Regions from separate parts of the Homo sapiens genome. Here region 1 is linked to region 2. A link is a contact called in ENCODE Hi-C data. All regions are on one chromosome and are shown on one strand. The core of a region is the stretch at or near the end of the contact, and the rest is flanking DNA. Distances in the headings are between cores, read along the strand shown. Region 1 holds the start of ALG10B (ALG10 alpha-1,2-glucosyltransferase B). Region 2 overlaps CPNE8 (copine 8).

The links. A loop is a pair of places that touch in the nucleus more often than their neighbours do. Pooled maps may share reads with other maps.
Region 1: a pooled map shows a loop between it and region 2 (16-fold over the local background). The contact joins the promoter of ALG10B here to the enhancer-like site in region 2. A Hi-C loop is called at or near these places in 1 of 168 maps with a recorded cell type or tissue (mammary epithelial cell), 2 of 37 single-sample maps with no recorded cell type and 9 of 50 pooled maps.

What each region holds. Positions count from the first base shown.
Region 1 is chr12:38,314,050-38,318,556 of GRCh38, forward strand. ALG10B (ALG10 alpha-1,2-glucosyltransferase B) reads left to right here and starts at 2,725. Exons shown (of 3, transcript NM_001013620.4): 1 at 2,725-3,015; 2 at 4,212-4,409. The coding sequence starts at 2,845. RefSeq lists an enhancer at 1,796-2,995.
Region 2 is chr12:38,770,097-38,774,333 of GRCh38, forward strand. The region is part of intron 7 of CPNE8 (copine 8); the gene reads right to left. Among named protein-coding and RNA genes, the nearest start is that of CPNE8, 130 kb to the right of the region's middle. Within about 2 kb of position 2,040, at least 4 of the 41 ENCODE cell types and tissues checked have a DNase peak (open chromatin) inside an H3K27ac peak, as active enhancers do.

The sequences.
Region 1 (4,507 bases), core at 1,475-3,974, 460 kb before region 2:
ACTTCAAAGTTATTACAGTTACAGCCTTTGGGGAAATTCACTGTTCAGATATGGCTGTTTCAAACAGTTAAGTATATGCTATGTTGTCTGAGTTCATCAAATTAGGAATGTCTTAATTGATCAAAGTCAGCTAGGTTATACCAGAGAAATAAAGTCAAAATCTTAATGGCTTATAAACCAAAAAAGATGTATTTCTTGCTAAAACAACCTATCCTTAGAACCCCAACAGAAATTGCCCATTTTTCTGCCGTAACTTATTTATCATAATTCAAGTAGCACAAATAAATAGTTGATGTGCAATTATAATGGGATTGCTCATCCTAATGACTCTTTTTCACAAACATCTATGGAAAATGGCAGTTGGAATTCTGAATGGAAAATATAAGTTGAAATCAATGCTGATCTAGTTTTAAATGATAGGTCTAATAAAATGTAGTCTATTTCATTAAAACCCCAGAGGTAGCTATTTTACTAGGTCTTGATTTAGGAGCAGAGCTTTGGAAAGCATTTCAAGATTATCAAAGATGCTGTAATCTAAGAGTAGAAAAGTGACAACAGCTTCATCGATTTGCAGATAGTAAAAGTAACTCACTAACAAATGAGTGAAGTACTCTATGAAGAACTCTACTGGGCCCATGGAGCTTCTTAGCATTCTTAGGTAATATGTTTTACATCAATCGTTTCCAAATATGAAGATCAGTATTCAGTGATTTGAGATGGCTCTCTAGAATCTAGTTTTTCACAATGATCCCCCAGCAGATTTTGATGTAATTAGTCTGTAAGACGAACATTTTTTTAAAAGATGAAACTTGTATTTCAAATTGGTGTATGGAAACAGAGAATAGTGGAATGTAAATGTAAAGTTATTGGGACTAGTGAAACATTCAATTCAGTATATATTGTAGATTATTTTAACCTATAAGGCTGTGAAGTTATTTTATTACTCTTGGTCTGATGTTCTAATTCCTACACTTGGTTCTGACACTAATTTTTTATGTAATTTTAGGTAAATTATTCATTTTTTAAAAATCAGCTTCTTTTATAAAATGAAGTCAAGTAGATTATTAATAAAGATCCCTAGCCATCCTAAAACCCTATATTTCCTTGAAACTTTCCATTTTATGTAAAGCGATGTGTGCAGCATGTATAGGAGTCAAATGTTTAACATAAACTATTGGTGGCAATTGTTATGAAGAAAAATGGAGAGCATAAATGTCTAGTCTTGTTCTACTCCCTTTAAAAACGGCCCACTATTTCTAGGGTGGGTCAGTAAGCTGCAGAGTATATATAACACGATTTAGCAGGTCAATAGGTCAGGGGCTAATTACTCGTAGATCACATCAACCTCTTGAAGACTGAATCATCTGGAGATGTGTTACAAGTGACTTAAACAGATAAGTACAGCATGGAATCAATAATAAAATGGGAGATGATGGTTAAAGCAAAGCTAAGCATCACATCAGAGTAGAATCCTGACATGATTTTATTCCAGTAATGTAAATATTCCCGTCCCAGCCCTCATTCACCACTACCTCCTCTTATCATTGAGGAAACAGGCAGAGACAGACTGGAAAGGCAGTCAGCTTGATTTAAGAAACTTTCTTAAGTTCAGAAATACTGAATTATTTTTAACCCAGAAAAAGAGCTCAATTGAGAACTCTGAGGTTTGCAACCTTAAATCCCGACTCAATCTGATATATGCCTGCCAAAGGCAACCTGACTGAGGTTACCTGAGAGAAAGTTTTTCTACAAAACATGGCCAACCATGCTCAAGACAAAATTCCAACACATAATTTATCTTCGGCATTCTTCAAATTATTTACCACATCTCCTGCCCCCAACACCTAATCCCAGAATACAGGAATTTGATGATGTCTACACAGCCTATAAAAGTCCACAAATTTAAGTGCCTACTGTGTGAAAGCCATTTGGGGGACTACAAACATAAAGGATGTATAATGCCACCCACTAAGATGTTCACGCTTATGATTTAGTAGGAAAAACAGAAGGCTGCCTTATAAATATTAACAACCTAATTTACAGGCACACCTAAAACATCCCAAATTCTAAAATATATATTTTCTTCCAAATCCTACAGGGTAATATGGCTATGAGAGTGCACTAGGAGTGTCAATTTTACTAAATCCTCTGAGAGCATCCACATTTTGAAAGAGTTCTCTCTTAACCTAAACAAACAAACAAACGAACAAACACTCCTCTCACTGAAGTTCATTCGGCATTGACGGGTCTCTGGTTCTTCAAGTTTTCATCTGAAAGTCTCAGTCTTTGCTATCACAACCAACGCCCCCTTCCTACACTCCAAGGTTGATGGAATGAAATGTCTTGGAATTGAGGGTTTAATTAATTCGGATCACTGGAGAGAAAGAAAAGAAATAACGGGGGAAAAAAATGTGTTAATTTTAGGGCTTGGAATTGGAAACGTGGGGAAACGTCGCCACCTTCTGGTAAGTGATGGAAATGAGCAGGAAAAAAGATCCAAGCTAAGAAGCGGCTTTTTTTTTTTTCCAAAGCAGCAAGCCACGCCCCTCCCGCGCTCGCGAAATCCGAGACCCGCCCTTTCCGGAAGTTTTGACACTGTGCGCCCCGAGTAATGTGATGGAGAGGGTAATCATCCGGTCCGTTATCTAAACCCGTCACTCCAGGAAACAGCGACCCGCTGTTTTCCGGATCCGCGCTCTCCCAGCATCCTTTGCCTTCCGGTATGTGGCCCCGTCTGGCTAGTCCTGTCTAGCGCGCCCATTTCGAGCCCAAGTTTCCAGCTCGGGTTTCCGGGCTCAGAATTTTCCAGGAGTGGGTTCTTGGGCAGTGGCTGTGGGAGCAGGAATGGCGCAGCTAGAGGGTTACTGTTTCTCGGCCGCCTTGAGCTGTACCTTTTTAGTGTCCTGCCTCCTCTTCTCCGCCTTCAGCCGGGCGCTGCGAGAGCCCTACATGGACGAGATCTTCCACCTGCCTCAGGCGCAGCGCTACTGTGAGGGCCATTTCTCCCTTTCCCAGGTGGGGTGCCCAACCTGTCCCCACCCCAGGAGAGGCCTGAAAGGTCCCAGCGTCCCCAGCTCCTTCTCCCATCTTTAGACTTAACTCGTCCCTTTCCACCCCACCCCAGCCTCAGAACATGAAAGAAACTGGGTATAGTCTTTTGTTCCTGTCTCTGAGATCTGTGAAATATTTATTAAATGAATGAATAAACAGCAGATCTGATCCCCAGGGAGGAGTGATCTGGGAGAATACTTAGTGGGGAACTGAGCGCTCCTCTTGGCAGCTGACAATATCGATCCCACTTTGTTTTTCCTTGTCTCAGGATTAAAGGCATTCGGGTGCTCCTTGGAAATATCAGAAAACTTCCCTTTAGCTCACCTGTTAAGCACCTCACTGTGCATTTTAGGGGTGGGATAGGGTGGACTGGAGGGATCTTCGGCTACCAAAAAGTGACAATTTATAATCACAAATTCCTTCCCTGGGTATTTTTAGTGAACTATCTGTTGACTGGATAAACTGGCAACCAGTCAAGTCACATCATTTTTGAATATATATTTGACTGTGCAAGTATGTACATATAAATATCAAAATAAACATCCCCTGCTTTTCTGGTGACACAATATAGGGTACTGGCTAGAAATATAAAGTCTGTTTTAGAGAAAGATCTGATCTTAAATCTTGGTGCTGTGATTTACTAGTTTTGTGATCTTGGAGATGTTCTGAGTTTCAGAAATTCAGGTTACTCATCTGCAAAATGACAATAATCTTTACTATAGGGCATATTGTAATGTTACAATACAGAGGGTTTGGCACAATTTCTGTCTCAGTTTATGTCAGCTGTCATCATGGAGCCTGTGGTCCAAATGTTTTCCTAAACTTAGAGTCCCAAACAATGTTTCCATGCTTTTAAAAACTGGAGCATTTGCAGTTTATTTATCAAAATAAAGGCTTTTAAAGAACATTTCTTGGAAAATAGAAATAGATTTTAAGTTGTTGTTTATTGGTTGCTGCTACCTGAACCATCACTAAGCTGGTCCGGGGGCAAAAAATAAGAAAAACTAATCCTGTTCTGCCAAGGACTTACTTAATCTTGTCATAGACTAACTTCTCAAAATTTCTGATTGTTGCTGGAGATGAGACTTGGGCTTGACATATTTGTGTCTGTCTTGTTCGTATTACCTCTTGCTTTTACTTCATTTTCTTTCATTTTAAAGTGGGATCCCATGATTACTACATTACCTGGCTTGTACCTGGTGTCAGTTGGAGTGGTCAAACCTGCCATTTGGATCTTTGCATGGTCTGAACATGTTGTCTGCTCCATTGGGATGCTCAGATTTGTTAATCTTCTCTTCAGTGTTGGCAACTTCTATTTACTATATTTGCTTTTCCACAAGGTACAACCCAGAAACAAGGTATGTTTCAAAATACTTAATTACAAGTTTATGTGTAGTCAGGTCCACAATTACAATGAATTAGTTTTATGAGATTTGGTGAAAAATGTCTTTAACAC
Region 2 (4,237 bases), core at 790-3,289:
ACATTTTTTAAGACCTCTCTTTAATACTCCACATATAAGGACCATTCTATTGCATAAAGCCACTTGGATGTTTCACAGGCACTTCTAACATATTCCAATCTGAACATCTAACGTCTATCCATAAACTTGCTTCTCCTATAATTTTCCCAGCTCAGTTAGTGGCATTGTCATTCACTCAAGTGCCCAAAGAAGCCATCCTTGACTCTTCTATTTTCCTGATCCTTTATCCAGTCCACCACCAGTTGCATCATTTACCTCTAAAATTTTGCTCAAATCTTTACTTTGGCTCTGCTGCCACCACCTCAGTCCAGTTCAATCTTATTTCTCACCCAGACATGTTCATTGACATTTATTCCTTACTCCCACTTCGACTCTTTGATGTATCCAATCCATTCTCCATTCAGCAGACAGAATAAAAGTCTTGAAACATGAAAAATTCATGTTGCTCACAACTTAAAATGCTTTAAGGCTTTCCCTTGCATTTAGGAAAAATGCAGAACCTTTAACATGGTCCGCAAAGGCCAACATCTAATGGGTTCTGACCAGCCTTTTCCACCTTCAACTGGCAATGTTTTAGCTCAATCAACTCCCACTGCTCACCCCTGGCCATCTCACATCGGACCCACACATGCCTTTCCCACCTCAGGACCTTATACAGCTGTGTCTGCTGGAATTCTTATCCTTGGGCTGGCAAACACTACTCCTTCTTTAGGTCTTAGCTTAAATGTCACTTTCTCAAAGAGGCCCAGTGATTCCCCCAAGGCTTAATATAAATTAGATCCCTGCTGTACTCTCATAATATATTTGAATCACTTGTCACATATCATGACATATATTACCTGCATAGTCAGCCGACTAATGTCTCTCTTTCCCACAAACTATGTGTTCATTAAAAACAAGGACCAGGTTTGGGGGTTGTGGTGTTGTGTTTTGTACTGTTTTTTTCTTGCCATTCTATTCTAAGCATTCATTCCAAGGACATAATAACATTTTGTAAACACTGTTCAATCAATCAATAAATAAAAACAAAAAATATACTTTATGAAAAATTTCAAGCTACTTTTAAAATACTACATAAAAGGCCAGGCATAGCGGCTCATGACTGTAACCCCAGCGCTTTGGGAGGGCAAGGGGGGCTTGGATCACTTGAGTCTGGGAGTTCAAGACCAGCCTGGACAACACAGTGAGACCACATCTCTATCAAAAAAAAAAAAAAAAATTAGCCAGGTGTGGCGGTGCCTGCCTATGTTCCCAGCTAGGAGGGAGACTGAGGTGGGAGAATCACTTGAGCCCAGGAGCTCAAAGCCTGCAGTTAGCCAAAATTGTGCCACTGCACTTCAGCCTGGGCAATAGAGTGAGACCCCGTATTTAAAAAAAAAATACTGATTGAAGATACACTCCCAACATAATTTCTAAACTACATTAGTTTTTACTGTGGCATTTAATTAAATATAAAATTTGCATTTGAATAAAACTGTATCAAAATAAGTTGAGATAATTAGGATTATTACACTACAAATAAATATTTGTATAAATTTATGACCTATACATCCCTTAAATGCTACCATTTCTTTCCTATAGAGTATCCATCTAAAGGAAGAATTAATAATATTCCCATTTTTAGAAGAAAACATAGAGCCTTGTGATATTGGCCTTGGATATTATTTCTTGGATATGATACAAAAGCATAGGCCACAAAAGCAAAAATACACGTGGGACTGCATCAAACTACAAAGCTTCTGCTCAGCAAAGGAAACAATCAACAGAATGAAAAGGCAACCTACAGAATGGGAGAAAATATGCTGTGGTTGCTATGACTTGTTTGTCCCTACCAAAGCTCATATCGAAATTTGATCACCAGTGTGACAGTGCTGGGAGGTGGGGCCCCATGGAAGGTGTTTGGGTTATGGGTGTGAATCCCTCATAAATAGGTAGGTGCTGCTTTCACAGTCTTGAATGAGACTGGATTAATTCTCTCAGAATGAGTTCATTCTATTAAGAGTGGGTTTTTATAAAGCTAGGGTGCCCCTCAGGTGTCCCTATGTTCACAAATGTCTGCTTCCACTTTCACTTTCTCTGCCACAATGTGAAACAGTATGAAAGCCCTTACCACAAGCCAGTACCATGCTCTTGAGCTTCTCAGCTGGTAGAAGAGTGAGCTAAATAAACTTCTTTTTAAAAATAAGTTACCTACTCTCAGATATTCTTTTATTGCAACACAAAATGGACTAAGATACTGTATACTATAAAGGTTAATTTCCAAAATATATAAGGAACTCCTACAAATCTTCAAAAATACTGCAAAAACTAAAAATAAATAAAAATAAAAAATAGAAAATCAACCCAATTTAAAAATGGGCTAAGAACCTGAATAAGCATATCTCTAAGGACATACAAATGACCAACACACATATGAAAGGTGCTCAACATCACCAATCATCAGAGAAATGCAAATCCATACAAAAGATTAGCTCACGCCTGTTAGAATGCCTACTATCAAAAAACAAACGCAAAAGGAAGCAGTGTCAGTGAGGATGTAGAGAAAAGGAAACCCTTGTACACTGTTGCTAGGAATGCAAATTAGTGCAGCCACTGTGGAAAATAGTAGGAGGTTCCTCAAAAATTAAAAGCAGCACTACTGTATGATCCAGCAATCCCACTTCTGGGTATATATCCAAAGAAAGAGACTGAAATCAGTATCTTGAAGAGATATCTGAACTCCCATGTTTATTCTAGCATTATACACAAATAAGTCAAGATATTGAAGCAAATGAAGTGTCCATCAACAGATGAATAGATACAGAAAATGTTTTATATATATATAAAATTTATACACACACACACACACATATATATGTAAAACAATGGAATATTATTCAGCCTTAAAAAGGAAGAACATCCATCCATTTGCAACAAGATAGATGAGCCTGGAAGACACTATATAAGTGAAATAAGACAGCCATAAAAAGATAAATACTACATATTGTAACTTACATGAGGATTCTAAAATAGTCAAAATTATAGAAGCAGGGAGTAGAATGATGGTTTCCCGGGATTGAGGGGAAGAAGAAACTGGAAGGTATTATCAAGGAGCACAAAATTTCAGTTATGTAAGATGAATAAGTCATAGAGATCTACTATATACAGTATAGTACCTATGGTTAACAATACTGCACTGTATATTTAAAAATCTGCTGAAAGGGTAAATCTTATGCTGTTTATTATCACAAAAATATTAATAATAAATAAGCAGGGTAGGGGGAACCATTGTAAGTGACTAATATATGACATTGATTGTGGTGATGGTTTCATGGGTATATACCTGTCTCCAGACTCATCATGATGTATACATTAAATATGTCCAGTTATTTGTATGCCAATTATACCTAATAAACTGGTTTAAAAAAATTGTCATTTTACAAATGCATAACTTAAAGCTTCAACAATATAACCTCACTCGGCTAAATAGTGAAAAAGGTAAGACTAAAATGTAGGTGAGCTGACTCTAAAGCTTATGTTCATTGTACAAGTTAATAACTGACAACTCGTTTTAAAGAAAAATGTAGATTTTTATGATGTTGTAGGTGAATTAAAATGATTGCATTCAACATTATAAATAATAATGCCCAATACTTTTAATGTTCCCTAAAGTATAAATTTAAAAAGCATTGATTCTTCTGAAGTAACTATGAACATTTCTTTGAGTACACTTGTGCATTCTACTATACTAATGTAGTAATGAAATACTATTTCAAGTTTATTAGTATTAATAATGATGCTGATGATCAATAAGGCTATAGCCAGGAATCAGGACATAGAAAACATAAGATGAAGTTACACCAAGATTTTAAACAATATTGATAAAAATATTAAACTATAATTTCTAAGTATGAGAAATATGTATTGACTCATTGAAAGATAATTCCAGATGTTATTGAATTAATTGTAAAAAGAGGGATAAAAATACCTAGACCACTAAATGACACATTCCCTTTCATTTACTAAGGCCTGGTAAAAGAATTTTCCCGGCTCTTCCAACAAGAGAGTAGAACTGAAAGTGGAAGATATTTAGGATGCAGCCTGTCCATACTCAACCTGTGTCTTGGTATCTTGGCTCTACTTTGAAATAGAACAGATAGTACTGTATTCATGACACATTTACATAAAATCTGCTCAATAAACTCAAGATTTTGACAAAATAGCATGTTAATATCACCAAAAAGAACATGTATCTTAT